Linked DNA regions of Mus musculus: all the other regions are linked to region 2. Evidence: chromatin loops called from intact Hi-C (ENCODE). Cell type or tissue: left cerebral cortex. All regions are shown on one strand. Each heading gives the region's core, and the rest is flanking DNA. Links, peaks and the distances in the headings are about the cores only.

Evidence for each region. A loop is a pair of places that touch in the nucleus more often than their neighbours do. Peaks named below come from ENCODE experiments on the same cell type or tissue, not always from the same donor. Only the 100,000 strongest peaks of a DNase experiment are listed, where the experiment ranks them.
Region 1: it touches region 2 in a loop (4-fold over the local background); 5 of 42 quality-filtered maps call a loop at or near these places.
Region 3: a loop joins it to region 2, with 2.2 times the contacts of the local background. A loop is called at or near these places in 5 of 42 quality-filtered maps.

The regions. Positions count from the first base shown.
Region 1 is chr7:65,086,055-65,097,227 of GRCm38, reverse strand. The region is part of intron 1 of Fam189a1 (family with sequence similarity 189, member A1); the gene reads left to right. Among named protein-coding and RNA genes, the nearest start is that of Gm32963, 44 kb to the right of the region's middle. In left cerebral cortex, for the core only: no CTCF peak of the experiment used is centred there; DNase peaks (open chromatin) are centred at 3,708, 4,328, 4,485, 5,541 and 1 more place; H3K27ac peaks cover 1,620 bases.
Region 2 is chr7:65,150,115-65,161,287 of GRCm38, reverse strand. Fam189a1 (family with sequence similarity 189, member A1) reads left to right here and starts at 4,760. Exons shown (of 10, transcript NM_183087.4): 1 at 4,760-5,183. The coding sequence starts at 4,965. In left cerebral cortex, for the core only: CTCF peaks have their summits at 5,533 and 6,575; DNase peaks (open chromatin) are centred at 5,515, 6,530, 7,265, 9,780 and 2 more places; H3K4me3 peaks cover 2,557 bases; H3K27ac peaks cover 1,874 bases.
Region 3 is chr7:65,100,521-65,111,693 of GRCm38, reverse strand. The region is part of intron 1 of Fam189a1 (family with sequence similarity 189, member A1); the gene reads left to right. Among named protein-coding and RNA genes, the nearest start is that of Fam189a1, 50 kb to the left of the region's middle. In left cerebral cortex, for the core only: a CTCF peak has its summit at 5,974; DNase peaks (open chromatin) are centred at 6,456 and 9,317.

The sequences.
Region 1 (11,173 bases), core at 1,465-9,464, 63 kb after region 2:
GAAGTACCAGGTGCTGCTGATGCAGGAGTATATTCTGATATAGATGCAAACAGAGAACATGTGCCTAAGAGGTAGGTAGGTAGGAGTGTGTGTGTGTGCGCGTGTATATGTGTGTGCGTGCATGTGTGTGTGTGGTTTACTTTAAGGATAGTTACTCAGCTAGAAATTTATTTTATTGTCACAAAAAGAATGTAAGTATATTTAACACATCACTAGAGAAGTTTTTTTTTTTTTAATTTAAAATTAAAAAGACTTTGAAACCCATGTTTAAACATCTTATTCTCTGAAGCTCACTGATATTCAGGGGCTGTTCCCTCTGATAAAATTTCTTTCCCCTAGCATGTCAGCGTGACTTGGATCTTTTATCACAAGAGGCTTTTTTTGGTGGGGTCTGACTTGATGACAACAATGACTGTTCATCCTGCCCCAAGTTGATTGGTCTCATAACTTGTCTTCTGTCAAACTGAAAGATCTGCTTGTGTGTTGTGGGTATTAGTCTTGTCTGCCCTCTCCTGTACCCCACTGTATGAAGGTGAGGCTTTCTGTCTCCTTTGTTCCCTGCTCTCCCTTGTGTCTAGAACACTGTCTAGAGGGCTTGTGAATGGTCGGTGAAGATCACAGTGCCTTAAACAACATCTAAAAAGCTTAAGAGACCAAATCCCACGCATCTAGTGAGAACATACCCATATTACGATATAGGTTCATAAACTAGAAGGGAACATATTCCTTTAGTCCGTCTGGCCATGAAATCAAAATGGAAGTTATCAATGTTACCGTTTTCTCTCCTCATTTGTCAGTGCAACATTTGTAAACAGCTTGGAAGACAAAAGCGCAGAGTCGGAAGCAGAGGGTATTGGACTTACTACTGTGCCGCCCTGGGCTTCTGCTCAGTGGCGGGCATACCTGAGTCATGGTGGGCATACCTGAGTCGTGGTACTAGCTCTCCACATCAAGGTAGAGAAGGATTGGGCTGGGGGGAGAGAGAAGGGGACGGGGAGGAGAAGGCTTCCCTTTTGAGTGACCTCCTCCTTAAGCATACTGTTTCAAGATAAACTTTGCATTGGAGTGTCCAGTCATCTAATCACTCTTCGAAATTCAAGCTCCTAGGCAGGAGGTCTTGTAGCACGGTCCATTTTGACAGGCAGCTCTACTTCATGATTGGTCAGTCACACATAGGCCCCTCCCCACAACAGAGAGCCTCTTCAGACTCAGGGCAGGTTTCTACAGATGCTCTCAGGGATGAAATGAGAGCCCCTCGGAGATGCCAGCAAGGCCTCCAGAGCCAAGTAAGGGAACATTTGTGTCACTGTTAGCATACGGTGTTTTGTTTGCCACCAGAGAAGCTTGTGCTGGCTCCTCTCCTCCCCCCAGTCTTCCTGCTATGATTAATTTTATCCTGTGTGTGTGTTGGCAAAGACAGGATTCCTTTGCTCTAGTTGGAGTGACAGGCCACGTGGTCTCATCTCCCAGTTGCTCTCTGAGCCCTGGTGCCTGGGCATGCATAGCAGTGTGTCAGATGCAGTCCTTTGTGAACTCAGCTGTCCCCTTTCCAAGCTGCTGCCCTGGGGACCGTCTCCACATACACCATGTCCCATCACCCCTGCAGAGTGACTCAGGCTTGTCTCGGCTGCTTCCCAGGAGTCCATTGGACTCTGATATAGAGTGTGTTCTTTGGAATTGGCCATCTCAGTGATGGGATTTCTTTTCTCTTGAACTTAAACCATAGATGGCAAGGATGTGGGGAAAGGGGAGCCCTTATTCACTGCTGTTGGGAATGCCAGCTTGCACACCCTAGCAGTAAGGTGGAACTTGGACCCACATCAACTACTGCAGTCACCATGGAAATTGGTGTGGAGGATCCTCAGAAAGCTAGACATAGATCTACTGTCTGGACTGTTTGGTTTGTCAACTTGACACAAGTCTGCATAGATCTGGGAAGAGAGAATCTTTTTTTAAATTAATCTTCTCATACAATATATTTTGATGTTTTCCTCCCCTCCAGACCCTCCCAGCTCCTCCACCCCTCTACCCAGCCAACTTTACATTATTTTCTTTCTCTCTTTCCAAAACAGGCAAGCAAACAAGCAATCAAGCAAGCAAGCAAAGCCAAAATGAAAGCCAAGAAACACACATACACACAAAACAAAACAGAAAGTCCACAAAGGTACTCATAGGCCCTAGGAAGGAAACCTGTTACTGTGTTTTCACTACATGGATGTAGCATCACATTGCTCTCTGAATACTTATGCTCATGCGTTGGTCCATCTTGTCTGTGCCGCTCCCTCCCCCGTGCCAGAGAAGTTTCCTTAGCAGAGACTCACAGCTGGTCACATGCTGAAAATAGCTGATCTTGAGATATGCAGGCCTCAATAGGACATCCACATCGCTCCCCCCCCCCCATGCTCCCACCCTGAGGTTCAGAGACCATTGTGGAAGAACAGGCAGAAAGATTGTAAGAGCCATTGGCAGTTGATGGCTGCTGGGGGGAAGGAAATTATCTTTCTTTAGCAATGTGGGCCCTGGTAGGTTGCCCATGCTCTGGTAGATGGCCCTGCACTCACACACATACACATACACACACAAACACACACACATACACACACACACACACACACACACACACATACACAAACACACACAAACATGCACACACACAAACACACATACACACGCACAAACACACACACACGCGCACAAACACACACAAACGCACACACAGAGAGCGCTAACTAGATTCAGTGAGTTTAAAAAAAAAGGACATAAATTTGGAAGGAACATGTGTTGGGGCTCTGGAAGAAGCTGGAGGGGTGATGTGATAGAATACTTTGTATATTGGTATGAAACTCTCAGAGAATAAATAGATTTAAAATAAATAGATTTTGTGCACGTTTTGTTAAATTTCTTATAAATGGCCCTTCTTTCCCAGAAAGTTACGGTATTGTTAGCATTGGAGTGTCTCGCTTCTACTGGAGATCTGTGCTCCTAATTCAGGATGTCTGCTGACCTATCCTGGCTCCTTGCCTTGTCTGGCTCAAGGTTTGTCCCTCAGTTAGGGTTGTTGAATGTTTGAGTAGCTTGTGCTATGATGAAGTCTTTCTCACTGAAACCAACTTGATCACTGTCTATAAAGTTATTCCTTTCTTTAGAGTAGCAGTTCTCAACCTTCCTAATGCTGCCACCCATTAATACAGCTCCTCGTGTTGTGGTAACCCCCAACCATAGAATGAATTTGTTGGCACTTCATAACTATAATTTTGCCATTGCTATGAATTATAATGTAAGTAGCTGAGGTGCAAGATATCTGATTTGTGACCCTTGTGGGGCAGCGACACATAGGTTGAGAACTTTTGCTTTAGAGCAAATTTTGGTGCACACGTGTTTCAAGAGGAGTGCTTTAATAACCTTCAGGCAGAAGCAACCCAAGTATCTATGAACACGAGAGCAATAAACAAAATGTGACACGCATGTACTGTGGAATGCTGTCCATGAGACAAAAAAGGAAAGAGGTTCTGGCTCAGCTTGCAGCATGATGAACCTGGAGGGCGTTTTGTGGAGTCCAGTCAGTCATCAGAGGGGTGCATCATATGTGATTCTACTTCAGTGAGGCACCAGGAGAAGTCAGACTCACTGAGACAGGGAAGAACAGTGTGGGTAGGGTTCCAGAGAAGGAGTGAGAGGGGTGTTATTTAATAAATATAGAGATGAGAAAGTTTGGGAGATCTGTTGTGTAACAAACTGCATGCACTTAACATTTCATTTCTGCACACTTAAAAATAGTTAGGCTGGAAATTTTCATGCTGTGCATTCTTACTATTTAAAAACTAGCCAAGACCAAACAAAAAAGTACTCTGTCTTCACCCGTCACTCGTGTGCCTCTGTTTGAGCCGTTTGCTCCTTTGAACATGCATCTGTTTCGTGGGCCTCCTTTTTCTACCTTGATGGTCTCTCCTCTGGAGCGTAGAGGCCACAAGGCTGAGATTCCTGTTTTGTTCTCTGGAGGTTTAGAAAAGTGCTTAGCACCAGGAAGACGGTTCATAAGTATGTGCCTTAAATCTGGTCCCAGCCGACCCTGCTCCCCAAAGCTCAGACATGGACTTTGGAGGGGCTTCTGGCAAGAGGAGGGGGGAGCTCTGTTCACTACATTGAGACTTTGCGTTTCGCTAGCAGTGCTGTATGGGGACAGCCAGGCAGGCTGTGGGCAGTGCCAATGTCTCTCTTTGATCTGGAGCGGTGTTTATGATCTCGAGTTGTTCCTTCACCATTGGCTGAATGAAGATAGGGCAGCTTCACTGGAATGGAGAATTCCTGCAGCATGGCAGGTGTGTCTAGCACCCGTGCAGCCCACTCTCCGAGGACAGGGAAGACATGGCTTTTACAAACATACTAGTGTTCCCTTCTCCAAGCCCCTTGCTAGTATAGACTCGGTTTTCAAACAAGCCTCCCTGAAACCCTAGTGTTCTTGGTGCCTTTGCAGCTTACAGGACTTGAGCTCTTAGCAACGTCACATTTTGACGCTCAGTCTAATGACTCATGTGGCAAAGGTGCTGGGAGCTAAGTGTTCAGCCAGGCTTGCCAGCTGGCCCTTTTGTTTCTGGGTCCTGCAAAGCTGGGGTCCCTCCTTGTTGCCAAGATTCTTTATTTGCCATCTTGAAGGTCAGAGAGAACTCAGTTAAAGCAAGGCAGTGAACAAGCGAGCGAGCTGCTTTTCCTAAAGGTTCAGCACTTAAGGTCTGGGCCTCACACAAAGGAGAGTGTTCCGAGAGGTCTTTCAAAAGGAAGTCTCACTGTAGGTGAGAAGAGGACTTGTGAAGACCCTAATGGACTCTAGAGAAGGAGGAGTGCCTGCCCGATTACTCCCTGGAGCATTTACCAAGTGTTGGCAGTGGACCACTTGCATAGAAAACCTCAGCAGTCCACAGCTTGGCAGAAGTCTGAAGAATGGAGGGTCCACAGGGTTTGGGCATGTCCTGCTGTAGCTATTAGAGATGGAGGACAGGTATATTAGTCATTCTGGGCTGCCGCATAACAATGCCACAGACTGGGCGGCTTAAACAGCGGATGCACAGTCCCCCTGCTCTAGAGACTGCCAAGTCCCCTGTGGATTTGGTTCCTCGTGAGGACATGCTTCCTGGCCTGCAGACCGCTGCCTCTGTGCTGTGCCCCACCCACACCTCCATGAGAGGGAAGAGCTTTATTGTTTTCTAACACACAGGGTTCCACCGTCATGGCTTACCTAACCCTTATCTCCATCCCATTGGGAAGCAGAACGCCAGTGATCAAGTTTGAGGGAAACGTATGGCCTACAGAGAAGGAGAATGGTGATGGGTTATTGCCTGAATGTGGTTCTCTGGGTTTGCATTAGCCCTTAACGAGGTGGAACTCTCTCCACGTCTCTCTCTTAGAGGACATTGGTTAGTATTATGCATTCGTTTTTTTTGTTTTTGTTTTTTTCCCAAGAAACATCTTAGTTGTATGGAGCTTGAAGCAATGCACTCTGGGAACCTTTCCATGATGAGTAATACAAAAATGTAATTATGCACAAGGCAAAGACAACAGGTGTCTGTGGGTGGAGCCTGGGCCTGTGAGAGTCTCCAATGTTTCATCTTCATTAGTTGCTTGAAAATCTTGTGGGTTCACTCCTTTTCTTTTTTCTAACTTTAAAAATAATGTTTATTTACATTTTTTTCTAATTTTAGCAATAACATCGGTCACTGTAGGAAATTTAGAAACTCCAGGTGAGGCAAAACATTTGGCTTAATTTCATAACTGTGTGAGAACACTTGGCTGGGAATAAATTGTGTATAGGTATCTTGATTGCAGAATGGGATAGTTGAGTATTGTAGCACCCCCTTGCTGAATGTATCTCTATAGTAAAGGGTGTGTGGCATTATGTCAGCACACACTGCCCCACTGTTGACTGCCTTTCAGTCAGTGTTCTAGATGGGCTGAGGCAAGAGAGTGTCCTACATGTGCAACACTGAGAACCTCTGTGAAGGCTGAAGATGATGGAAGACCAGACATCAGTGATTCCAAGGTAACTGAGTAGCAAAGTCACCTCACTGTCTGTCATGCTCCTCTGGATGGATAGACGTGTCACTGCTACTGCCCTCCTGTTGTCTTCTTGTGAAGATTAGAATATATTTCCTAGTGGGATCATTAGGTGATTGGATGAGTTTCATCTGTCAGGCATTTTAAAAGTATGGTTTGGAGGCTGAGGACGTTGAGATTGGACGTTGGTGTTTGAGTGTATCTGCACTTTGGTCTATTGTTGTTTCTCTGTCTGAGATTCAGATGTGTTGTTCAGCAGTTTCCTCTGAGATCAAACATTTCAACTTGGAGGGAAGCTCCTAAAGAGACTCAGGGTATTCTAAAGGAAGGGTCCTTGAAACTCAGGAAATAAACAACTTAAAAGCTTCAGGAAGTCCCTGAAACTGACCAGATATTCTAGGCTTCTTCTTCCCTAAATAGTAAGGACTGTTGAGAGCACTACCAGACATGAAGAGCCACCTAGACGAGGTTCAGAAAAGCCAAGCTGCCTGGCAGAGATGCCTTCAACTTGTTAAGCTGCCTGCAGGTGGTACAGTGAATTCCAGGTTTCCATCTTTGGTGAGTCATTGCTCATGCCGATGTGGGCTTTGGTGATGTTGGTGATGTGGCTGTCATCGAGTCATTTTAGTTCCATTAAGTAACCCCAATAAAACTTGTTGGTTTAAGAAATTGGACGTTGGTTTTTGAGTGTATATGTACTTTGGTCTATTGCTGTTTCTTCTGTCTGGGATTCAGTATTCCCTGGGAATAGTGTCATGACATGAGATGGCTCAATTGGTAAGAACACTTAATATTCAAGTATGAGGATCCCTAGCATCTGCACACACACACACGTGTGTGTGTGTGTGTGTGTGTGTGTGTGTGCGTGCGCGCGCGCGCGCTCGCTCAAGAGTATAGATGCTTCATTTCCTCCATCAAGCCATTGTTTATTCCTTAGAAGTAGCCTATCAGGTTCCTGGCCTAGACAGAGACTGAGATATTTATGTGCATTTGGGGTGGTTTCTAAGTACAGCCTTCTCTAGAATGTCCCAGAGACTGATTCCAGCACATTGCAGATTCTAAGATGTGTGTCCATTTACACAATGGCATGGCATTTGTGTAGAACCTTTGAAAAATGTTGTGTTTCCTATTAAACCATCTCTTGATGATTTATAATATCTGGTATGTAGTAAATGAGTGGAGACAGTCATTCAATATAGGTGTTACTCAAAAGTGTATTTGTTTTACATTTGGTTGACTTGAAGGATATGCATAGATATATTCACAAACATATGTGTGTGTGTTTTTTACATATGTGTGTTGTTGTTTAAGATATTGCCTTTCACAGAACCCAGAACTCAGCGACTTGACCAGACTGGTGGCTAGCCTAGGGGTCCTCCTGTGACCACCTCCTCACCACTGAGATTACAGGTGTTTGTCTAGATTTCTACTTGTGCACTGGGCTCAGGACTGGGGTCCTTGGCCTTCTCTGGCAAGCATTTCACGGACTGAACCATCTTCTCAGTTCCACGTGTCACAATATTGTCTTCATGTTTACCACTGTATATTCATAGCCTGTTTCATAAATCTCAGTTCACTAGAGGTTTTCATTTTCTTATTTACTAGGCATTTGGCTGCTTAGTGCTTGTCTGCACGTCACAATCCTTGCACAGCTTTAGGAGGGGCTCCTTTAGGACCCCTTCCCCTCTCCCCAAATCTGCTCGGGATCTCTGTGTTTCCCAGGATTGTAAAGACCAGCTGATAGAGCCACCACACCCCTATGTCCTCACCAGCCTTGGGTACCACCTCGAGTGCTGGGCACGGGGAAAGCGACACCAGCATTTCTGATTTGACTGACGAAAAATGCTAACGGTGTGCTGCTGTCTTGCTTAGCATTTCATGAGTATCTCGTGCCTGTTTTTCCTCTTCTTCATTGGCATTTGCTCTTTAAAATTCAAATATTTCTTCCACTCAGGTAAAATGTTCTTAATCGAGCTTCAAACAGAAAAGGTCAGAGAGAGGCTAAAACTCCCCGGAAGCTTACATACATAATGCAGAGTATTGGCTGCCTACGCTTATAAATACCTGCCTCAGCTTTCTTTCTTTCTTTGGAGTTTTTCATCTTTTTTGTTTGTTTGTTTGTTTGTTTGTTTTGTGCCCTCCTCTAGCCTGTCCTGTCATAATAGGGTATGTCCAAGGCTGCGTTTCTCTGTCTTATAATCGATGTGCCGTGCTTAAAAGAAGCACACAAGCATTATTAACTGTGTGTGCCACTCTGAAACTTGCATTTAGCAACTTGATTTTGTTTAGTGCATGCATCCAGGTTGATTTGCATAAATTCCTGTTCGTAATTCCCCCTGAGAATGTGTGTGGCTTTCCAGCTAGGGTTCTACAACTGCCAATTCAAACAAATCGGATGAAAATATTTGGAGAAAATAATTGGTATCTCTACTGAACACGCTCCCATTTTCCTGGCACTGCTTGCTAAACAGTTCAGTTACAAAAGTACTTATATAGTATTTTTCCTTATATTTTGTATCTTAAGTCAACTAACTGTGACCTACGAATATGTTGGAGGGTGTCTACAGGTTCTGTACGAGGACCAGGCCATTTTACATGAGGCACTAGATTATACCTTAGTTTTGGCTATATTCCTTAAATTAATTTTCAAATTGTTCATTGTTGGTATACAGAAATATAATGAATTTTTGTATATTTAACTTGTATTCTGTAGCTTGGGTTATTGGCTTCAATTGTATGTATATGTGTGTGTTCTTTATAGAGATTTACTACTACTACTGCAAAGTTGGGTCATCTTCAGGAAGAAATTAACTTCTGCCTGTCTATGGATGCATTTTTATATAGTTTTCTTGCCTGTGACTTCTGTACTTGGACAGAACCTCCAGAATAATGCTGCATGGGAACTGACATCCTCACATTCTTCAGATATATATATATATATTGAGACAGGGTTTCCCTATGTATGCTTAGCTGTTCTGGAACTTGCTTTGTAGACCAGGCTGGCCTCAAACTTGTATAGATCCACCTGCCTCTGGCTTCTGAGTACTGAGGCTAAAGATGTGTGCTACCATGCCCGGCTTCCTTCTTCAGATCTTAGGTGGGGAATCTTTTCCGTCTTCAGCATCAGTGTCAGTTTCTTAGAATGTCCGGTAGCAAGCTGAGGAATTGCCTTCTGTTCTCTGTTGAGTATTTCTGACCATGAAAAGATGTTGGAATTGGTCAAGTACCTTTTCTCCATCAATCAAGATGGTCACGTAGGTTTGTGCTTCCTTCTGTTAAGAAGCTCTATTATGTTGATTGATTTTTGTATGTTTGGCATATTTTATGTTTTAGGAATCAAGTCTTGTTTGGTCATGGTGAATATATAATTCCGTTAATATGTGTATTTATTATCTATCACTCTGATAAAACACCATGATCAAGGCAATTTATAGATGGAAGGGTGTGTATTGGGCTTACAGTTCCACAGAGGTGAGTCTGTTACCTTCACCTTCGCCATCACCATCACCATCACCATCACCATCACCATCACCATCACCATCACCATCACCATCACCATCACCATCATGGTGGGGAGCATGGCAGCTGGCAGGCATGGTAGCAGGAGAGGCTGAGAGCTCACATCTCTAAATGCAAGAGGGGAAACTGAGAGCGCTACCTGGGGATGCCAGGAGGCTTTTGAGGCTTCAAAGACCTCCTGCACTGACATACTTCCTATAGCAAGGTTGTACCTCCCAAAGCCCCATGAGCATTATGACCAAAGGTGGACCAAGTACTCAAATGCCTAGAATATGGGAGATATCTTCTTCAAACCCCCACAACACTATTCATTCTCTTGGCTAAAAATTTTGTAACTGTGTGCTTACTATCATTTTTTTTTTCTTGGAGATGTCCTTGGGTTAGCTATTGCAAACATTTTTTTAAAGACAGAACTCACACTAGAAGGTCTCAACACCTCATTTTCAACAGTTCATCAGCACAGAACATCACTAAGGAAACAGATTTCAGCTGCATTGAAGAGTACATGAACCTTACAGACATAATAGTATTCCATCCCATGGTAACGGAATATACATTCTTAATACACACAAGAAAAAAAAACACAGGAAATCAGCAAAACTCATTCTTAAAAGATTAAATGGATGCATTTTCTCCCTTGGCAGCTTGCATAGAGCCTTCTAATCCATAGATGAAGGCAGCCCTCACCTCCCACCACCAACAAAACTTGTTTTTCTTAACAGAAGGTGGAGAGGCAATTAGAAAGATCTACACCCCATCAAAATGCAGATATCACATGACTGTGTGACGCCCAGCCAAGAATTGGGTGTATATTACACAACTACATTCAAGGCTTGGGAATTAAGGTTCTGAAGACTAGGATCACTCCTGCCTGGCAACTGGACAGGGATATTACTTCTATGAACAATATGGTTACCCGTACAAGACCTCCACAAACCACACCAACTCATGCACCAATATGAATGGAGGAACGTTTCACAGGGCCCTTACACCTAAATGGAAAGCTGTAGGCAAGCAAGGCTGCTGAGGGACAACCAGGTTGGTTTTGTTGTTGTTTGTTTGTTTGTTTGTTTGTTTGTTTGTTTCTTCAGTGATGAGACCTCAGTTTAGGTGGTTAGTCCTAAACACATGCAAATAAGGTAAAAAAAAAATCCAAATTGGTTGGTTTTGTGTGTGTGTGTGTGTGTGTGATAGAAGAGGCCATGAGTTCAAGAGAAGGTTGGGGGACGTGAGAGGGGTTGAATTGGGGAGAAAAGGAAATGACACAAATACAGTGTATTTGTTAATGTTTGAAATTGTCAAAATAAAAGAAAGTTAAAAAGCAATACACTTTAACTAGACTAAGAGAAAGAAAAGATTCCAATAAAATCAGACATGAAAAAAAAATGACAGCTGATACCGCAGAGAACAAAGGCTGGGAGGAGAGTGCTGTGAGCCGTTATACACCAACAAATTAGGTAATCTACAGGAAACGGATGCGTTCCTAGAGCCGCACAAGCTGTAGGTGGTGACTCAGGAACTACACATCTGAACAGAATAAAGAACTGCATTGGTTCACTAAGAACTGATTGTGCCCGGGACTGCTGGCTTCCTGGAGGAGTTCTAC
Region 2 (11,173 bases), core at 2,116-10,115:
CCTCCAGGGAGCAGAACAGCAATTCTTCTATGAGTCTGACTATTCTGGACTCCTCCTCCTCCTCCTCCTCCTCCTCCTCCTCCTCCTCCTCCTCCTCCTCCTCCTCTTCTTCTTCTTCTTCTTCTTCTTCTTCTTCTTTTTTGGTTTTTCGAGACAGGGTTTCTCTATAGCCCTGGCTGTCCTGGAACTCACTTTGTAGACCAGGCTGGCCTCGAACTCAGAAATCCACCTGCCTCTGCCTCCCCGAGTGCTGGGATTAAAGGCGTGCGCCACCACGCCCGGCTTGGACTCTTCTTATAAACAAAACAATTGTTTGTTTTTTTATGGCTGGCTTGTTTCACTTAACATAATGTGATGAAGGCTTGCCCATAATGCAATGTACATGAGACTTTCCCACCTTTCAATGTTGAATGTTGTTCTTCTGTCTGTATATATCACATTTTGTTGACTCATTTATCGTGTGTGTGTGTGTGTGTGTGTGTGTGTACTCATGCATATGACATGGTATTTATGTGGCGATCAGAGTGCAACCTTGGGTGACAGGTCTCACCTTTAACCTTGTTTGGAATGGGGTCTCTTTTATTACCTTGCTTCTAGCAATTCTCCTGTCTCAGTCCCTCATCTTCACATAGGTGTGTGTTGACCTATATACAGACACATGTACACTGTTCTGGCTTTTAAATGGTTTTTTTTTATTATTATTATTTGTATACAAACTCAGGTCATCAAGCTTGCATGGCAAGGGTTTCCCTCACCAAAAACCTCCCAGACTCCACTAATTTGTTACTGGATAGCTGAACAACATTGCTGTGAACCTGAATGTACAAACATTTTGAGTCTCTGCTTTCAATTTCTTTTGGGTAGGTACCCAGAGGTGCTTAGGAATTCCTTGATAAATCACTGGGGAATCCTTAGAGTCATTTTCTACAAAGGCTCTATTACGTTGTAGCAATGCACAGCTGGTCTTATTTCTTCACATCCTTGCAAGTACATGCTATTTTCTGGGCTTAATTTTCTTAATAATGTTCTTTGATTCATAAAAAGGTTTTAGTTCCTTGAGTATGATCTACCTAATTTTTCATTCATTGCTCATGTTCTTATTGTCATGATTTACCAGTCTTCTGTTACTATAGTAAAAAACCTGATACAATTAGCTTATAAAGAAAATGCGATTACCTTGACCTACTGTTTTGGAGATTTTGATGCAAAATAGAGTGGACTCATTGGTCTGAGTCTCTGATTCATCTATTGGATGGCACCCGATGACAAGGCAGGGATTCCATGGTAAAGCAAACCTCATCTCCAGAGAAGAAAACAGAAAAATGGAGGTCCCAGGCTCCACAAACTTAAGTGTTGTCTTAGTTTCTTTCTTTCTTTCTTTCTTTCTTTCTTTCTTTCTTTCTTTCTTTCTTTCTTTCTTTCTTTCTTTCTTTCTTTCTTTCTTTTTTTTTTTTGTTGTTGTTGTTGTTGCTGCTGTAATAAGTGCCCTGACAAGGGGAACTTGAGTACAGAGGGATTATTTTGACTCATTGCTTTAGGTTGTAGTCCACCATGATGGGACACCACAGCTGCTGGAGTTTAAAGCATCTGTCAGATCACAGTCACAGTTAGCAAACAGAAAACAAAAGATTCTTGTGCTGAGATCACTTTCTCTTGTTTGTGAAGTTTAGAATCCCAGCCAGGGGGATGGTGTTACCCACAGTGGGCAGGTCTTCCCATCTCAGTTAACCTAATGAAGACAATCCCCCACAGGCATGCCCAGAGGCTGCACCCTCAGGTTATTCTAGAGCTCATCAAGCAGAGGCTTGATATTAACCATCACAGCTCCACACCCTGACAGTCTGATACCCAAAGATGACATTTTAAACCATATATCCCTTGTCCTCAGAATCCCATGCTTATCACATAATGCAAATCACAATCCAACTTTAAAATTGCTAACACTCTTTAGGAATTCCAACTTTTTAAACCCCAAAGTCCACACCTCATCTGAGATTCAAGGTGATAGCCTAACTGTGAATTGCTATAAAATAAAAAAAAAAAAATAACATCTTCCCGACATGCAATTAGCACAGATATACATTCTCATTCAGCATGGAAGAACAGGAGTATAACAGAGGAATGCTTGGACCGAAGGAAGATCAAAATCCAGCAGGGAAAACAACAAATCCTGTAACTCCATGTTTGGCTTTTGATGAAATTGGCTGTGCTCCAAAGGCCTAAGTTAGCCCCACTTGCCCAACCTTTTTATGTGCACCACACATAGCCTCTCTTAGGCTGGCTCTACTCCAACTCTATGACTATAGCTTTCACCATTGGATGTTCTTTGGCATCTGCAATATCCTGGGGTTCCAATTACAACTTTGACTTAACTTGACATCACCCAGAAGGTCTCATAGGGTCTTCTTGCAAGGACCCCAATCCTGTCCCCAGCTGATCACTGAAGCAGTAGAATGGGACTCCATAATCCTCCAATCTTCCACACCTCCCAAAGCAGTTCTATGTGAATGATGGTGCAAAGCTCTGTTGCCAGCTTGAGACTCAAGTTGGTACCCTGAGACCACAGGTGCTTTAGACCATAGCTAAGCTATGGGAAATGTGTCCCCAGACACATCTTTGAACAGTGAACCCTTTAGCACAGGCTTTCTTCTTTAAATGAATTTGAATCTTCACAAAGTAGAGTTTTAGATGTATGGGGTCTTCCCTTACCACCTTAAGGACATCTCTCCAAGTATCCTAATTCAGTGCAGGAGGATTCTCTTCAGTCATTGTCTCTTTCATAATTACAGTAGCTTTCTTACAACTGGTCTGAATGCTTTACTGTCTTAAACCTTCGTCTTCCAAACAAACTAGTTCCATATTTTTCAGCTCAACATTATTCAAGGTCTTGAGACATGGCAGATTGCAGCCAGTTTCTTTGACAGAATGTATCATGGAACCTAGTTCCAAATAGAATTCTTGTTCGCCTCTGGAACCACTCCCACCCTTCCCTGTCACCCTCTCTTGCCATGCTGATAGCAATATCTTCTGGATTACAGTGTGGTCAGAAAGCTCCTTTCCAATCGCCGGGGCGGCAGGTGTAGCAGTATTTTCTATCCCACTGAACCCAGATGCAACTGACTTTGGAGCAATTATCTGTGTGCTGACAAAGTCCCCCGGAGACCAAAAAGCGCCCCCCCCCCCGGGGGGCCTGCCTGCTTTTACTTGTCTCAGACCTTCTCCCTGCCAAACAGTGGACTTTTAAACATAATTTTGACTAGTATACAATGTGGATAAGCTAAGTAATTTGCTCATTTGTAATGCCGATTATCTCTCTTTTGATGTCTTAGAGGCAAGGCTTCTGTCTGGTTTTTGTTTGCTGAGGTACTTACCTCTAAGAGCCTTAAATGGGTGGCTTCTGCTTAGACCCCCTAGTCTGAGCCGGTTTTCAGAAGAATGCCTGAATGGGCGAGGGAGGTGAGGGCAGTCGAGTATCACGCTTTGATATTGTTTCAAGCACTGACAAAAATGCTTCCTGAGAACTTCTAGATAGAAAATACCTCCAGGAAATTGGAATTTGTACTAGGGCGCTCTAAACACCTGGCCAGAGGCTTATTTCATTTTATAAAGAACTGGGAGAGACGACAGCAGTTGGCCACGGGCCAATATTTGGAGGTCATCCACTTTATCCTGGGATTCCCACCCTCTCTCTCTTCATCCCTTGGCCATCCAGTTAAATTGGAAAATAAATCCCATCCCTGGTAAGGTGTTGGCTGATAAAGGCTGAGCTATTGCCCCTTCAAGGGGAATTTGCATTTTAATAGGGGCTCGTCAAGCCCCAAAGGAATCAATATCTCTAACGCTGAAATTTCAAGCACCAGCAATTGAGATATTTTCGGGAGGACACTGTTCGGTATTTCCAATCCAATGGGGCGGGGGTTGAGGGGGAGGAGGCAGACAGGGATGGAGGACTCCATAAGTCCTGCCAAGAGGTCATGGAAGAATGACCTTTGAATTTCATCTTTTGCAACTTTCCTTTTCGGCCAGTCCTTCATACTTCCGACCCTGCAGACTCCATTCAACACTGATAGGCTTAAAGTTGTCCCATCAACAGGACCACAAAAGGCATTGGGACAACCGAATTTCCAGGTTTCCTTGCAATTTCAAGGAAGCCAATCATTAAATCTGGGGGCAAGAGGGAGTATAGGCTGTTTAATACAACCTCCATTTACATTTGCTCTTGTATACTGTTTTAAAGGCTAAACTTGGGACTTGTTTTATAAAACGCCCCGCAAAGGAGAAGTGGATAGAAGGCAGCTGCTTGCCCCAGGGGTGTCCTAGGTGGCTTCTAGGGTGATTCTGCACGAAGGCGGCTAGGCTTATTAACTGGAGGTCGCCACGCCTGGGGCTCAGCGCAGGAAATCGACATCCAAGCCCTTTCAGAGCCTCAGGTCCCACAACCCCGCTCCCACGCCTTGGCCAAAGGGTCCTCTCGGAGTCCTCTGTCCTTGCCGGTGTCCAGGCTCCGTCCGTCCTCTCCCCAGTATCCGACTCGGCCCAGGAGGAGGCACCAACGCGGAGGACACACCCGCGACCTCTCCTGCTCCCTGCCTTGTCCCCCCCTTCGGCTTCGGTTCCCTCCCGGGCCCCGGCGCACAGCGGCTAGGCTCGCTCCCGAAGCCCGCGGCGGCTCGCGCCCGGCACGGCGGCTCGCGCCCGCGCTCGGCCAGGGGAGCGCGCGGACGGGCGGGCGAGCGGGAGAGGGCGCAGCGCGGCCGGCGGGCCCTGCGCAGCGGCGGTGGCATGGGCGCGGGCACCGGTGCGGGCTGCGGGCGCCCGGCTCTCCGCCCGGCCCGAGCCGCTCGCGTCGGCCGCGCGCCGCAGCCTCTGCTGCTGCCCGCGGGGAGGCGGTCCCCGCAGCCAGCGCAACTTGCCCCGGCGCCTCGGTGAGAGGAGCGCAGCGCGGAGAGAGCTTGCGGGACGAGATGCCTCCGGCCGGCGGCCCCCGCACACCGCGTCCGCACGCGCTGCCCCGCAGCCTGTCCCGCCTGCGCGAGTGCCCGGGCCGTTCCCGCATCGTGCTGGCTCTCGGGGCCACGCAGATGGCGCTCGGATGCCTCATCGTGGCCGTGAGCTTCGCGGCGCTGGCTCTCACCACCTCCGCCCGCGTGCGCCACTCCTGCCCTTTCTGGGCCGGCTTCTCGGTGAGTGTCTGCGGCGGCGGCGCGGGCTGGGACCCGGAGCTGCAGTGGCGGGGGACGCGGCCGGCGCCGAGTGGGGGAGCGGACGCCCGGGTCTGGCAGCTGCGGCTCGGCTAGCAGTTTCCAAGTCCGGGCCGGGGAACTCCGGGGACCGCCGCGCGTCGCGCTGCCGCTCCAAAGCGTTGCGCCCGGAGTTACTTTTCTGAGGGGAAAACAGCCAGGCGCCCTCCCTTCGCCACCTGGTGGGTAGCAGTCGGTGGCTGGTGCCTGCCTGGGACAACTGCCCGGATCCCCACTCGCCGCCGATGACCGACCCGGGCAGCGGGCGACTGTGACCAAGGCGGCACGGGGGCGCCCGAGCCCGGTGCAGTACCCGCTGTGCACGGCTCCCTTCGCTGCGGTTCTCGCCGGGGGCGCGCAGGGCTGTGGGTCAGTCTGGAGAGGACCGACTGGTCCCCGCTCTGGCACCTCCCGGACGCAGGGACATCTTGTTTCCCCTTAAGCCCAGGACGGTCTGGCTGGACCTGCTGGAGATCCGGAGTCAGGAGCGTGCTATTTAAAATCCAGATTGATTTTCGGGTTCTTGACCCTCAAATGTTTCCTCCAGCAAACATTTATTAAAGAAGCCATTGGTTCGAGATGATTTTCTTTTCTTTTCTTTTCTTTTCTTTTCTTTTCTTTCTTTCTTTCTTTCTTTCTTTCTTTCTTTCTTTTTTTTTTTTTTTTGGTATTTTGTATTGTTTTGGTGAAAGTTGCTTATATTCTGTATTAATAAAGCATGGACATATGGGAATAGGGATAAATGTGGCACGGGTATTTATAACGATGGGCACTTGTTTCGAGAACTCTTGACATCTGTAACTACATTTGGTCAGTGGTGCACAAATACATTACAGTGAACCTTCTGCGTTTAAATTCCGCTTACGAAGACCCAAAACAAGCCTTGGCAATCAATGCTCGTCGTTTGTTCTTAACTTTTGTAATTAAAAAAAAAAAAAAAAAGTCCAGTCCTGCATGGCTTTTATTTATTTATTTAGTTTGGAATGGCCTTTGTTCTGGCAAGTTCCTTGTCTGGTTTAAAATGAGATCTTAGCCAAACTACCCTGGAAACAAGGATCGATACAGGTGTGGCTGTTCATCCAAATGGGGGTATTAATTTTCAAAGCTTATTTCAGACAGGGGTGGGGACTCATCTGGGAGAGCAGAATAGGAAGGCAGAACGTGTGGTCACAGCTCCCAGTGTTCAGATCGATGAGAGGAGGTGGGAGGCAGCCTCCAGGGAGCCGTGGTCCAAACCCGCCCCTATATATAGTCTCCACACATCTGTTGCTCGGTTTTTAGCATTACTTAATATGCGTTGTTTTCATGTCTGTCTAGTGGGTACTGAGTTTCAGCCTGCTGGAACCAGCCTACAGGTGGCAGGCTGGTGAATTAGCAAGGATTCCTGGCTCTTTCCGGAGCCTCCCCCACCTCCTCTGAGCCTTAGCTGGATTCCCTAGGGTGTTCTAAGAGAACTGATTTTATACACACACACACACACACACACACACACACACACACACACACACACACAGAGAGAGAGAGAGAGAGAGAGAGAGAGAGAGAGAGAGAGAGAGAGAGAGAGATTTTATATATATATGGAAATATATCTTTTCTTCATATATATATATATATATATATACATACATACATACATATATATAGCCTCAAAAGTAAAACATTAATTAGAGACAGTAGAAAAACACATACAAAATACACATCCCCTACATTTTGTTTCAGGAGTTAAGTTACATATGAAAAACAGTAATTCGGCTTGTATGTCAAATGCTGTTGTCTTCAACATCTATAGGTGATTAATTCTAGTTTCCCACAGTTCTGAGTCCTGTCCTGGCGTTAGGCTGTGGGCTTCCATTTCTCTGGGCTCTGGAGAATAGCATGAACCCAGCATAAAATGCTTACACATTTTCCCTCCTTCCCTCTGTCCCTCCCTCTGTCTTCCCACAGGCTTCTTTTTAACCTTCAGAATTGAATCAGCTACAAGTGTTTTGAAATTTATTTTTTTCTATGCTGGGGATGGAATCTCTCCATACATACTAGGCATGTGCTAGACTGAGTTACATCTCCAGCCTTTAAATCCTTTCAATACAGCGTATAGCAATTTTCACACGTTGTCTCTGCCCCGCAGAAAGAATGCTTAGTTCCAGTTGGGACAGGTTCGCATGTTGATGTGATCGTGAGTGAGTAACACGGGCTCTTTGCCTTCCGTATACAGCCTGCCCTTAGCATCGGCGGCTTCTGTAGCCAAGGATCCAATCAACCAGACACCTAAAGTATCCAGAAAGCCCTGTATCTGTACAGACACATGCACAACATTTTCCTGGTCAGTTCATACCCAAATGATAGAATATAGCAACCATTTGCATGGTATTTATATTGCATTAGTTATTCTAGGCAGCCTAGAGATGATTTTCAGGCATACAAGAAACCGTGTGTGGGTTATATGCAAATTGTAAGACATAGAAGGGATTTGAACCTCCGCTGTTGGAGGTTCTTGAGATCAGTCTCCCAAGGTAATGGATATATTTGCTCTAACTACCTTGAAAGGTCTTTAAGATAGGTGACCAAGATGGTAGGTTTTTATGGAAACTCACACTAGGCTTAGTGCTGGACTCTGCTATATGAACCCTCTGAAAGGATACTGGGTACTTAATTGCTGCCTCAAACTTCTTGATCATTTGTGGTTTAGACCTGGTGAAGAATTGTTATATCAACAGTTCTTGTATTTAGGAAAAAGTAATATGAAGAAAAACAATTCTTTTCTTTATTGAGCACTTACTATGTACTGGACCTGATAGTCCCTTTTATATGGACGATAGCCCGCTCACTGGCAGCCTAGTGGACTGTACCTCCCGGTACTCGGCCTTGGCCAATTGATTCCCTCCCTGAGTTTCCATCAGGCATCTCACTTGTCTTAGCCAGGGGAATGCCACACCAGCCTCTTTCAGGGGCTGCTCCTCAAGCAGTCCTGGCAACTTGTGGTGAGTGATCTGAGAAGAATAAAGATGAAATCAGTAACTTCCCCAAGGTCACTGAGCCAGGATGTGGCTTTGAACTTAGCTGCTCTCACTTTAGAAACACCAGGTGCCTAACTGAAGATGATGCTTAACTGTCCATGTGGCAGAGGGTGGACGAGAGCCTGCTGGTGAAGAAATTGCCTTGGCAAGGCAGCCACACCCTCTGTTCCTTAGGAAAACCCTAACCATGCCTGAAAGGTGAAGGGTCAAGAAATTTGAAGACACATTACGCTGGGGACATTAAGAAAACTTAAAAAGTTCTGTGTGTGTGTGTGCCTGTCTCTCTGTGTGTATATGTGTATTTGTGTAAGATGTTTATATATGTGGGTATTCATGTATATGTATGTATGTATATGTATGTTTGTATGTGTGTGTATGAATGCCTGTGCATATATGTGTGTCTATGTGCATGTGTATATGTGTGTAAGATGTGTGCATGTGTGTACTGTATGTGCTTGTGTGTGTCTGTGTGACTATATGTGTAGGTGTATTTATACGTGTCTGTCTCTGTGTATATGTGTAAGAATGTGGGAATATAGGTGTATGTATGTATGTGTATATATATGTGTGTTTGTGTATGTATATCTATGTGTATGTACATGTTTGTGTCTGTCTATGTGTATATGTGTGAATGTGTGTATATATGTGTGTCTGTATATATATATGTGTATATATATATGTGTGTGTGTGTATATATATATATGTATATATATATATATATATATATATATATATACATGTGTCTGTGTATATATGTGTGTATACTTTTATATCCATCTGTATATGTGTATGTGTTTGTATGTGTGTGAATGTGTGTGTATGTGTCTCTGTGTATAGGTGTGTATATGTATATATGTGTGTCTGTGTATACTCACAGAATTGCCACGTGGAGGTTTCAGTCCCTGGCCTCAGGCAGACCTGTGGCAGGGCAGTACATTGTGGTAGGAGTGTATATGCTGCTTACTTTGAACCAGATAGCCAAAAGGAGAAAGGAAGAGGAAGAGGCTGAGCCCCACTGTTCCCTTGTAGGTCACTCAAGACTCCCCCTTAGGCTCCACCTCCTTCTAGAAATGCCATGTGGAACTAAGTCTTTACCACATGGGTCTTTAGGGGACATTCTAGCTCTAAACTGTAGGAGGGGAGCTTGGCAAAGCTGGAGGCTGGTGAGGTGAAGAAGCTGTGGCCAGAGGTCAGTGATGAGCAAAATCTACATGGCGCTTTGATTCTGAGGAGCACCTTGTAGAGTTCCCTGTCCTAGGCTATACTGTCTGGCATGTTAGGAGATGGGTCGCCTCCCTACGCATGAACCTCTGGCACATTTCTGCAGTGACTGACTATACAAGAGCACTGAGCTGGGTGGGGTCTTGACACGTTGCCTTTGAGTTGAGGCGACTAATCTTGCCAGTGCCAGGACACTGAAGTCACCTGCACAGCCGCTGCTGGCAAAGCAGCTCAGTCTTTGTGTTCCCTTTAAGAGCGATGCTGCTAGAATTCTAAAAATATTCCTAAAGCAGTATGTAACTGTTGCCATAACTAAAACCCAGGAAATGTACAAACATGGATTCTCTTCTCCATCAGTGCTCTGTCGATCGGTAGCTGACATCACCAGTGGTGTTTAATATCCCTCTACAAACTTCACAGTCACAAGTATATCAGAATGCTTACACGTGAAATGCTTCCTTTTCTTTCTAGAATAGAAAAATGGGAGTCTACCACCCACATTTTACTCTGTCGCTCCCTTTGAAATGTGATGTGTCCCTTGCCCATAACTGGTGACAAATTTGAACCCCTTCTTTGAGTGGGTGTGTAATAATAGTGCAAACTGCAGTTTATTGTGTTGTATTCCATTTCTCTGCTGCTGGGAGCTTTCTGGTGACGCTTTCTGGTGTCTGATGCTGCTTACCCTAGATGCCAGTGCCTGCTACTGAGAGTGAGCTCTAGTGACTTGTTAGTAGTCAAAGGCTGTTCTGATTGGGATTTAGTTAGGTGTTGTTAGATTCGTTGAGGAAAAATCATTCTCACCCCCAGGAGCCTTGCACAAGGATTTGACTTTCCCCACTCTTGAGACATAGGCCATTAGCAGCCTTGAGTGCTTTTATTAATCTGATGGAGGAAGATTGACATCTGTTTTCATTTGATGTGAATTTTCCTGGCCACTTTATTAAGTGTTGCACATACCTCCTCATTGGGCTCAGTTCTTGCTGTCTTCTGCAATATTTAAGACACCCACAGTCATACGTTCTTTTCCATTTCAGAGTTTCTCCGTTGTTTACACTTAGTGATCATTACAAAGGCCACCCAGATAGCCCCAAGAATTCCCTTCTGATAATTTTTTATATCGACATATTTACTAGTCCGGATTTTCTCTTTTATTTTATTTGTACACACACACACACACACACACACACACACTCACGAAAAGGCCAGAGGACAACCTTGGCCTCCATTCCTCCTTAGGCGATATCTACTTTGTGTTTTGAGGCAGAGTCTCTCACCGGAACGCTCTGATTAGGTTCTGGGTCTGTCTGTCTCTGCCTCCTCAGTGTTGGGACTGAGAGCCTGCACCGCCACGCCTGACTGTGTGCCTGGGTACTGGGGATAAACTCAGATCCTCAAATCTGTTTGCCTTCAAAGTTCCTATGTAAACAAGTCCTATTTTGGATTCTATTCAGTTTTGTTCCCTTGTCTATTTTATGGTCAAATATTCCCCTCCCCTCTGGCCCACTTTCCTCTTTCTCCATTCTCTCCCTCCCTCCTTCAGGTGTTGGGGATTGGATCCCCCACCTTGTATATACCCACCAGGCAGGCAGTGTGCCACCGGACCACAGCCACCTTGTATATACACACCAGGCAGGCAGTGTGCCACTGGACCACAGCTCCAGCTCCACATTTTTGATCTTGCAGATCTCACGGTGAGTT
Region 3 (11,173 bases), core at 1,895-9,894, 49 kb after region 2:
CTTTATCTGTGCAGGGTGTATGTCTTAGTTTAGGGTTTAACTGCTGTGAACAGATACCATGACCAAGGCAAGCCTTATAATGGACAGTATTTAATTGGGGCTGGCTTCAAGGTTCAGAGGTTAAGTCCATTATCATCAAGGTGGAAGCAGGGCAGCATCCAGGCAGGCATGGTGCAGGAGGAGCTGAGAGTTCTACATCTTCATCTGAAGGCTGCTAGCAGAAAAATCCCTTCCAGGCAGCTAGCACAAGGGTCTTAAGCCCACACCCACAGTGACACACCTACTCCAACAAGGTCACACCTCCTAATAGTGACATTCCCTGGGCCAAGCTTATACAAACCATCACAGTGTATTTAAAATTTATTGGGAAGTTTTAATAAACGCAGGTGACTGCTAGTCTAGCTTTGAGTTTGCTGGTGATGTTTCCCAAGGAGACCATTTCCTTCAGGTTGCAGTTAAGTGAGAAGAACTAGAATGTTTCCTCTACTGTAGGATGAAGGCTGAGAGTGGGAGAGTGCAGACTTTCAGCTCAGTTCAGGAGGCCAGTGTGCAGGATGACAGCTCCAGTTCCCAACTGGGCAGTGTGTACTGCAGACTTGCTGTGCATTTGAAGTGTTGCTGGCATGGAGAAAGAAGTGTGTGAGGTAATGGATTTATTAATTAGCTCAATTTTGCCTTTCCTCCAGTGTGTACATATTTCAAGCTATGTTGTACAGTATATCTATATACGATTAAAATACTTTTGCTCATTCTTTGAGGGTCTCATACAATGTATTTAGGCCATGTTCACGACCACTCCTCCCAATAACTACTGAGTCACCCCACCACCTTTGTGCCCTCTGCCAGCCTCCTGTCCCCATTAAAAACATAATCCACTGAGTCCAGTTTTGTTGCACATATAGTCCTGGTGTAGAACCATCCACTGGAGTGTGGTTGACCTACCAGGGCCCTCATCACTAAAGAAAAGTGACTCTCAGTCTACCAGAAGGCATCCATAGCTTCCTCGCACACACATCTATACAGCTCCTCAGTTAGGAATGGAGGTTTGTGAGCCCTTTCCACTCCATGGTAAAATGCTGATGGCTTAGTCTTGTGCTGATACCAGAGGTACAATGAGTTTGATGGTCCTTCCATGTCTGCACAATACTATTTCCACCCAGTCATCTCTGATCTCTGGCTCTTCTAATCCTACTCAGTCCTCTCACGGAATGGCCCTTGAGCTTTGACGCGAGCTGTGACGTAGATGGTCCATTTATGGCTGAACACCACAGGCACATCATCTACATTTGACAGTTGTGAATTTCTATAGGAGCCACCATACAAGGAAACTTTTCTAAGGAAGTCTGAAAGTTAAACTAATCTTTAGGTATAGGATATAAGTTTAGAGGGCAGTTTGATATTTTTTCTACTTATCAGTATATTAATAGGTTCACCCTTAGGATCTGTGAGGTTTCCAACTATAGTTTTTAGCCAGACTTACAGTACCATGTGTTTCTCCTGTGAAGCGGACCCTAAACCCAAGCTGTGAGCAATTGGTGACCCCCATGATGTTTGTGCCACTGTTACACCCATAGGCAGGTCTTGTCAGGATGGTCATTCTTGTGGTTCACAACACTCAGACCTGGGTAAGACCATGGCTGACCTTCCCCTTTCAGCAGTCTGCATAGCACTCTCTGGTACTGGGAATGGAGGCCAGCAGGGAGGGAGGACACTTTCTAGTCAGTACCAGCTTTACTTCTTCATGTCCCTTGACCAAAGTGCGTGATGTCTTCAGCCTTCAGCCATAGGGTCTTACCATCGAATTCTGGCAGGCAGGCAACCAAGAGCCATTAGCCATTGTCTGGAGGTGGGTGGTTCTCTGGTAGACTCTGTCATGAGCTGTGCCTGTAGTTTCTTGAGAACTGTTGAATGAAGTCTCCTTATGACACTCACTTCTGGGTCTGTGTGTCGCACTGATTACAATAAACCACAAGTACCCTCAAAACGTGGCACATACATGGAGACTGCCCCTGCTAGTTTGTCAGTTTTCAGGGAGGACTCCTGAAAGCACCATCCTTGTACATGGCAGCCTCGAGTGGCATGATGGTGTGCATGTGGTCCTTCTGTAGTGAGTCAGGGGCAGAGCTGGGATGTCGAGAACCTATCCTAAGCTCAGTTTGGGATCATGTTGATAGGAGTGAAGATCACAGTGTGCACACAAAAGAGACCAGTCCCATGTTGCAGACAAGAGAGTCATGGTGCTTTTGATGAAATCTGGAGTCAACAGACTTGGGCTGAAGGGATCTGACACTAACCCTGACTGAGGTGGCCAGGCTGCTCATTTGAACAAAAGGGGAAAGTTGGACTTTGGTTGGTTTTTGAAAGAAGCAGAGCCAAACAGAGTTTGGTGATTGTTCTGGTCATGGGGAGGTTTTTAAAGTTGTTTACCTTCTTATATACAAAGTGTGGATACACAGTGACTTCACTCTGGAATGGCTGAGTCCCTCCTGCTGGTGGTGTCTTCATCTCTCATAAACATCCTATCTGATGATGATGGGCCTTACGGTAAGTCTGAGGGACTGGAGGTTACTGAGTTGGTGAGAAGGCATGAGGTCAGGAAGAGGAAACATGTGTCTGCCCCAGTGGGGAGGAGGCCAAGCTAGCTCAGTGTTGTGGTATTGCACAGGGTGGCTCCCCAGCATCGCTGCATCTAATCTAATAGAGCTAATCTAGTAGAGCTTGAATGGAAGGCCTTGAGAGGACAGGTGTGATGTGGAGAAAGATGTCCAGTCTTTCCTCATGTTCAGTATCATTGTTGATAAGCTCTGGTGAGGAAGTGGTGTGCTTGGCCAGAGTGGCCTCAGGTTTCCATGAAGAAACTTAGTTATTTGTTTGTTTGTTTGTTTGTTTATTCATTTATTTTCCGAGACAGGGTTTCTCTGTATAGCTCTGGCTGTCCTGAAACTCACTTTGTAGACCAGGCTGGCCTCAAACTCAGAAATCCACCTGCCTCTGCCTCCCAAGTGCTGGGATTAAAGGCGTGTGCCACCACCGCCAGGCATAGTTTTTTAAAGCTTTATTATGGGGTACTCTTGAGCCATAATTCTGTGAAAATATGATTGATAGAAAATTGGGTAAGGTAAAATCATGATCCCTGACATTTGGAAATGATTCTATATTGTTTTCACCAGAATTGAGGAAGAGTGGGCATTGCCATTCCATATGACATGTCATTGCATTCAGGTCATCTCTTGGAAGGCTGGAAGTTTGGTGAGGCAGCCCTGAACTCCCACTAAGGATGTTGTTTATGAGATGTATCTGTCATTCCCAGCAGGAGGTAGATGGATCCACAGACTTCCATTATGATCAGACTAGGGCATTATTTTATTTTCTTTTTTCTTTTTTTAATTAGATATTCTCTTTATTTACATTCAAATGTTATCCCCTTTCTTAGTTTCCCCCCTATCCCCTCCCCCCACCCCTTGCTCACCAACCCACCCACACCTGCTTCCTGGCCCTGACATTCCCCTATACTGGGGCATAGAACCTTCACAGGACCAAGGGCCTCTCCTCTCATTGATGACCGACTAGGCCATCCTCTACTACATATGCAGCTAGAGCCATGAGTCCCTCCATGTGTTTTCTTTGATTGGTGGTTTAGTTCCAGGAAGCTTTGGGGTACTGGTTAGTTCATATTGTAGTTCCTCCTATGAGGCTGCAAACCCCTTCAGCTCCTTTGGGATAGCCACCTGTTATAAGCCTCACACCAGAGGCATTGCCTCATGAAAAAGCCAGTAGGAAACTGACAATGTATAGCTCAGCTGTGTGCCCTCCATAATTAGTGGTTTTAAGAGAATGTGAAGTAAATCTAGAGGGCTTATTTAAATCTTTGGTATTAATTCCCCTAAGTTTTGTTTATGATTTGTGTAATATTTCAAACCCCACAAATATTACTATGTCTCCATCCTAAGGATCTCCTAGTGTGTAAACATTCTGGCCTCATGGAGCTTTGGGGGTGAAGCTCCATAGAGTATAAGGCTAGAAGATGGTTGACAGCTCAGAGTTGGTCCTTTTCCCTTTGTGGTGATTCCTATTTCTAGTTCATGCTGTGATGTCTGGGTTTCCTTGGGTCAGAGATGGTGGCTAAGCTGCAGGAGAAGATGTGTTTTCCCAATAGTGACCGTGTGAGAGAACTTGTGGCTGAGACAGAATCCCGGAGAGCAATGCTAGAGCTGGGCAGAGAATTAGAAGAGGCAGAGGAATGGTCCAAGAAGTGGGGGCAGAAAAGGAAGAGAGAAATTGTGCAGACGACAGAGAAAGGTATGGCCATCAGTGCCTACTCTGTAGAGCTTCAGGCTGCAGGCCTGGAGTATAGTCAGCGGATTTTCTAGGTCTTTATATATTCTGTTAGGTTTTTGTTTTGGCACTACTGTAACCAGAATAGTTAAAAAAAAAAAAAGCCAAACCTTAAGGAAGGTTGCATTTGACTCATGGTCTCAGAGGGCTCAGCCCTTGGATACTTGGCTCCTTGTGTTGAGTGGACCATCGAGGCAGTGGGTAGGTGGGTGTGAGATGAGCATATTCATTCCTATCACAGGCAACAGGATGGAGAGACTGATGGGAAGGGCTAAGGGTATTATACCCTAAGGTTTACCCCCAGTGACATACCTTTTACTGAATCTACTTCCTAGAGCTTCTAAAACAGTGGTTCTCAACCTGTGGGTCACAACCCCTTTGGGTCCACCGACCCCTTCACAGGGGTTACCTAAGACTGTCTGAAAACACAGATAATTGCATTATGATTCCTGACAGTAGCAAAATTAAACTTCTAAAGTAGCAATGAAAATAATTTTATGATTAGGAATCACCACAACATGAGGAACTGTATTAAAGGGTTGCAGCATTAGGAAGGTTGACGAGTTTTCACTGTTCTAGAACTTTCTCAGAGTTCAGAACAGATGTTGGATTTTATGAGGGTGCTGTTGAGTAGAGTGTGTTTGGGGGTGTGTGTGGAGATGGGAGAGAGATGATTGGGGTGGAGCAGATATCAAGGTTTGGTGGTTGTGGTGGTGGTCTCTCTCTCTCTCTCTCTCTCTCTCTCTCTCTCTCTCTCTCTCTCTCTCTCTCTCTGTGTGTGTGTGTGTGTGTGTGTATGTAGCAAAGAGAACACACAAGAACACTAATGGAGACCCAGGATCCAGAATATACAGGGAAAACCTTTGGAAGAAGTTCCACCCTCTTCCTCCTTGCCTGTTATTTGGGCATGCCATGGCCGAAGGCAGGAAAATCAGCCTTTTAAGGGACATCACATCCCTCATAGCTTCCCAGAGTAGAAGGACCTTCATCAGTGAGTGTTTTGAGAAGTAAAGAGTTAATATTCTAGGAGGATCTCATGCTTGACACAGAGAAAGGCCTTGGAAACATAGTTCCCAAAAGTAAGTATGTGCTCAAATGTGTCTGTGGCCTCGGTGGAGGTCTGACCTTTGTTGTTTATAACTTGTTTTGTTTTACTATATTTCCAGTTTAAGGAAGCTGACCCAGAAGAGAAGTTATGGGGTATAGCTTGCTGTGTTGGCAATGACAGACCGTAGAACTTTCCCTTCAATTTGAAACTTATTAAAACACATCAGCGATAACCCTTTCATTTGAATCTGGCATGTGGGGTAACCTTGCTTCCTGCCTCTCATCCCTGTGAATGTGGGGGATCCTGGGTCTTATGCAAGACAGCCAAGTGTGCACAGAACTGCACCCCCATGCCACTAATGCACACTCATGCCAGACTTTCTCAGTTCAGTGTGTATGTGCCTTAGTGAGACAGCCGTGTGTGCACACAAGTGCAACTGTGCCACATCTTCACAGGTGTGTATGTGGACTTCTGCCCCTGGCAACTCTGGTGGGCCTAGTGTGTTCACAGCAAGGAGGCTGTGTAAGAGGCTTTTGATCCTGGAGAAGACACAGACTGGCCTGCTTGGCATTATATGGTGTAATTCCTGGACCAGCCACACTGGCTCGTGGGTTAAAGAGTAGGAGTGAGATTCCTAAGCAGAATCGCATGAAATGGAAGAGCATTTATAAGAATGGAGTTTTAGGCAGATAAAATGACATGTAATTTGAGTCATGTGGTATTACCCAGTTATTTTTAATGGCTGCATATTATTCTGTCTTATGAACAGTCTTTGTAGTCATTCTTCTTGGCTTAGCTAGTTTCTCTTTTTGGCATTTGGAATACAGAAATGTGCAGCGATCTATAGGGCACTGTAGTACAAGGGGTTTTCAGCATACAGAACGCCATCATGGCACACAACCTCCTTCTGTCCAGAGTTGCAGTTCTTTACCACGAGACCCCGATTCTCCATCATAGTGCTTTGCTGAGGAAGCACCATTTGGCTCAGTTGATGGGTTCTGTTTTGGCATCTTTATTTTGGGTTCCTTTCCCATTTCAAACTGGCTCGTTATCTCTCATGTGGGCATGAGGCCATCCTACCAGATGGTCTTGACTACAGCATGCCAAGTGACTCTCACTTGGGTGTCAGAGGCTGGCTTTCTGCTGGAAGCTGTTGGCCAGGAGGGTGGGCATCACCTCATTACTTCACAAGGACACATGGTTACTCCTTCAGACTCATCGTTTTTAGTTCATCTAATCTTGTGTTCTGCCTTTAACGTGGAAACCGTTGCTTGTTATTAGGAAGGTATTAGAGGGCTTACAGACCTCACTGGGAGTTTTGTGAAGTCAGATGCTGTATGGTGTCACAGTAGTAATAGGGAACACCTGTCTGGCCATCCCTGCCTTCTGCTACTGTCCTTAATACACAGCCTTTCATTGGAGCTCTTGTCTGTGAGACTGGGGAACCACTGAATCTGCAGTCTTCATTAGAGCTCTCTCTCTCTCTCTCCGTTCCCCTTCCCCCGACATGGAAGGCTCTCCAGGTCTTTGCTAAATGAATTACATGAAAGTCTTGGCAGGACTGATGGGTATCAAGCCTTTGGTCAACAGGACCAGTTGCTTATAGTCTCACTTGCAGACCTGAGAAGTTTGAAAGGATGGAGGCCTGTGTGAGTCAAAGGGACCTTAGAAGAGTCCACTGGGCAGGGTGCCCACGTCGGGTCCCGGGAGTCTGAACAGGCTGACTGTTTCAAGTAGGCACAGAGCCTTATGTGTTGAGTGTAGATCAGTTTTTGGAGAGAGGGGAGCCCAACTCGGGCTTGTCTTAAAGCTGGGGTTTGCTAGGGAACTCAGGGAAGGAAAGGAATAGTTTGCAGAGAACGTTGTGCAAGAAGAGAACCACGTCGCAGCCTGGGGGAGGGTTTGGTCTTGAGCAAGGGACACTTTCGCTGCAACAGACTCTCGTTCTCTTGTACCAGGTGACTGCAATGTTCACAGTTGCCGTTCAGCTCACTCTACAGAAATGTTTCCCTCCGAGTGTGGCATTATATCATGCGCATGGAATTTTAATTTTCCCTGTTTTTGCATCCAAGCTTAAACAATTAATTCTTGTGCTTCATTATGTAGAACACACCTTCCCCCCACTTGCCATAGCGTATTAAATCTACCCATTGGAAACATTTGGATTTAATGAATACAGAATTGATTAGCTCATTCTTGAGGTAAATCGGTGAAACTTGCTCATACCGGATGTGCAGAAGTTTCTTTCGTAGTTATGGAGGAATGTGCGTGTTAGCTGAGGGAGGCCTGATTCCTCTGTTGGCTCTCTGGGGATAGAGTACTGATTTTGTTTTCTAGTGAGTACTTCTGTGCCTCTTACCACAAGAAAAGTTTCCTGTAAACGCCACCAAAGGCAGGATGGAGACCACTAACTCTAAAGCTGCCTGGTGGCCCTTGCCCCTCTGTAAGGCCTCTCGTTGGCCTGTTCTCTACACTGTACTTTTGCTTTGGAAACTTTGATGGCATTGGAACCGTCACCACAGCAGAACTGACTGATGGACTTGCTACGTATGATTCACTCTCCCCCAACAAGGTGTTTTGAAGTCACCTTTTATGGTGGGCTTCTTGTCCTTGGCAAAAAATATTTACGACGTTAGCACAAGCTGAAGCACCTAATGGGTTTTATTTCATACTGTGGCTGAGTTGGGTCCATGGTGATGTATTGTGTTTGCCTGGTCATGGTTTTGCCTCTCTGGCTACTGTGGCTGATGCCAATACTAACCTTTCTGTATGGATCTCTGAGGGAGAAGATGCTCTCCGGTCTTAGGTACGAAGCTGCGTCATCTGTAACTTGACATTGAATATCCCAGGCCTGTCGAATCGTTTTCCAGAGTGGCGCCTCCCACCAGCCACAGGGCAAGCTTCTTACTTTGCCAACACTTAGTTTTTTCATTTTTCTCTTCATGATAATGAGTCTTGAGTCCACAGTCTCACTAATAATAAGCACAGTACCACTCGGCTACATCCCAGAGTGCTTTTTTCCATCTCCCTCTCCACCTCTCCCTCCCTCCCCCATCTTGTTCTCGCCTCTCCTTCCCTCTCTCCCTCTCTGTCTCCCTTCCTTCCCTCCCCTCCCCCCTCCCTTTCTCTCTTTCTCCCTACAGGGTCTTGCTTAGCTTCATAGGCTGACCCATAAGGCACTGCAATCCAGGCAGGCCTTGAACTTGTGACCCTCCTGCCCCAGCATCACTAGTAGCTGGGATCACCATGGGCCTATGCCACACTCTGCTTCTGTTTTACTTTTCCCTCATGAATAAAGATGCCAAACTTTTTGTCCTTTCGAGTATCATGTTTGGAGATGTTGTTACTCAAATCCTTTGCTTGATTTTTTCCCCCTCAGTTGTGTTGTTTTGATCACTACTGCCTGTGAGGTGCCTTTATGTATTTTGGGTGCTGGATCCATGTCAGATACATGATTTCAAAAATGGTCTCCTGTCCTGTGAATTGTCTTCTCATTTTCTCAGTGGTGTCCCTCAAAGGGAATGGCGTCTCATTTTATGCATCCAGCTTCCCTATGGTGTTGTTGTTGTTGTTGTTGCTGCTGCTGCTCCTCCAGTGTTTTTTCTGTGTCACAGTCAGGAAACCATCAATGCTTCATCCAAAAATAGGAGATTGCATTCACTAATTTTTGTTTTTGTTTTTTTCCTAAGAGTTTCACGGTTCTAGCTTTTATATGTGAGTCTTGAAGCCATTCGTGGTGGCTTACATTATGTGTGATGGGAGACCAGAGCTTAGTTTTATTCGTTTTCATTCTGCTTTCCAGTTGTCTTGTATGACTCTTTGAATAGTGTACTCCTTCTGTATTGTGTTACTTTAGCGTTCCCTGAAAGCCAGCTGACTGAAGTGTGGGTTTATTCCCGTATTTCTGTGGTAAGGTTTTGGAACCAAAAAGTCTTGAGTGGTCCAGCTCTGTTCTACTTTCTCCATGTTCTCTGGATCACATTTCCATACGAGCTGCAGGATGGTCTTGTCTATTTTAATACAGATCTGGCTAGGTTTCTGTAGGAATTCCATTTGATTTGTAGATCACTCTGAAGACGTTGGCATCTAAACAACGTTAAGTTTTCCAGCCCAGAAATGTGACATCTTTTCCTTCATCCAGGTCTCCCTTCCTTTGCTTGAGTTATCACTTTCAGTTTTCAATATACAAGGCTTGGGTCACTTTTGATAATTTTTTTTTTTACTGAGTATTTTTATGATGTTATTGGTAGAATTATTCTTATTTTTGATCTGTTCCTTGCATATGTACTGAAAGACAACTGGTTTTGTGTATTGATTTTGTATTGGAAACCTGGCTGGACACATGCATGGCCTTTGCTGGTACGTCGGTAGATGGCTTAGGGTTTCCTATGGAGACAATCAAGTCATCTACAGATAGGATTTGACTCCCCAGCCAGGCACTTGGAAGTCTGCCATGGCCTTTGCTTGCTGTTTGGATAGAGCCTTCACATCAGTCAGAGGAGGGAGTCAGGAGCTTTCCCAGGCCTTTCCTGGGCTTGAGACACAATCTCTGTCAGGGACATGGCCCTGCCTGTGTGGATGCCCTTTAAATTTTCAGGACTATATTGAACTTTCCTAAGGACCTATTCAGGAGACATAGATGTCTCATGTCCTCAAGTCATTATGTCCCCACCCCACCCCAACCCCCTTTTAAAAAAAATCTCTACAGCTCTGGTGGCCAACAGGTACCTTCTCTTGTTTTGGGGACCTCCCAACCAGGAAGAGCCTTGTCACACTGAGTGGACTATGTTTTCCTAGTGTTTCTACAAGATGAACAGCAGACAGGTCAAGTCAGGACAGTTCTCTGGGACTATGACTTTGACTTTGAAGGAACCCCTGCTGTGTCTGTCCAGGCACTGGCATGACCCGTGTGCTGGTTTTCAGGGTGAGGGAGAGAATTCCAGGTGAGATGAAAATAGGTCAAAGGTCGTGCCCTGCGCCTCAGTGTTCCTCTTATCCACTCAAAGAACTGTGCGCAGATTGCGACAAGTTGCTTTAAAATATCTCGAGTTCTAAAAAAAGTTGATTTGACAACTTTCTGCCAATTTTCTCATCATGTCTATGGAACAGAGATTATTTTTTTTCTATTTTCTTCTTCCTTTTTTTGCTTACATTAATCTTTTTATTAATTTGAAAGCTTCTTTTTTAGCTACAAATTTTGTACTAGTTTTGTACTTTGCAAATATTTCCTTCCAGGAAGTGGATTGCCTTTTCTTATAACAGCACGTTTTAAAGGCAAGACATGATATATTTTGATATACTGAAGTTTTTCTTTAGTCTAGAGATGTATAGATTTGTTCCTTATACAATCTTTCTTTAATACGTACATGAGTGTATGTGTGTGTGGGCAAGCGTGTGTGCCAGAGGATGCATGCAGAAGACACAAGGCAACTTGTGGAAGTGTGTTCTCTTCTTCCACATGGGTCCTGGGGATTGAACTCAGGTTGTCAGGATTGGCAGCAGGCCCCTTTACCAGCTGAGCCATATTGCTGACCCTCTCTTCTATAAACTTTAACATTTTACATTTTGTGTCTTTGTAAATTGGCTCTTTTTTATTTATTTTTTTATTTCTAATTATGTATCTGAGTATGTGTCTGTATGTGGGCATATGCATTGTGTCTGCCATCAGGGAACCTGAGTGTGGAGTTGCTTTCCCTTTTATTCAGGACAGAATCTCAGTCCATGGAATGGTGCCTGCCATAATTTCTTCCCACCTTAATTAATCTAATTGAGGTAAACCCTCATAGGTAT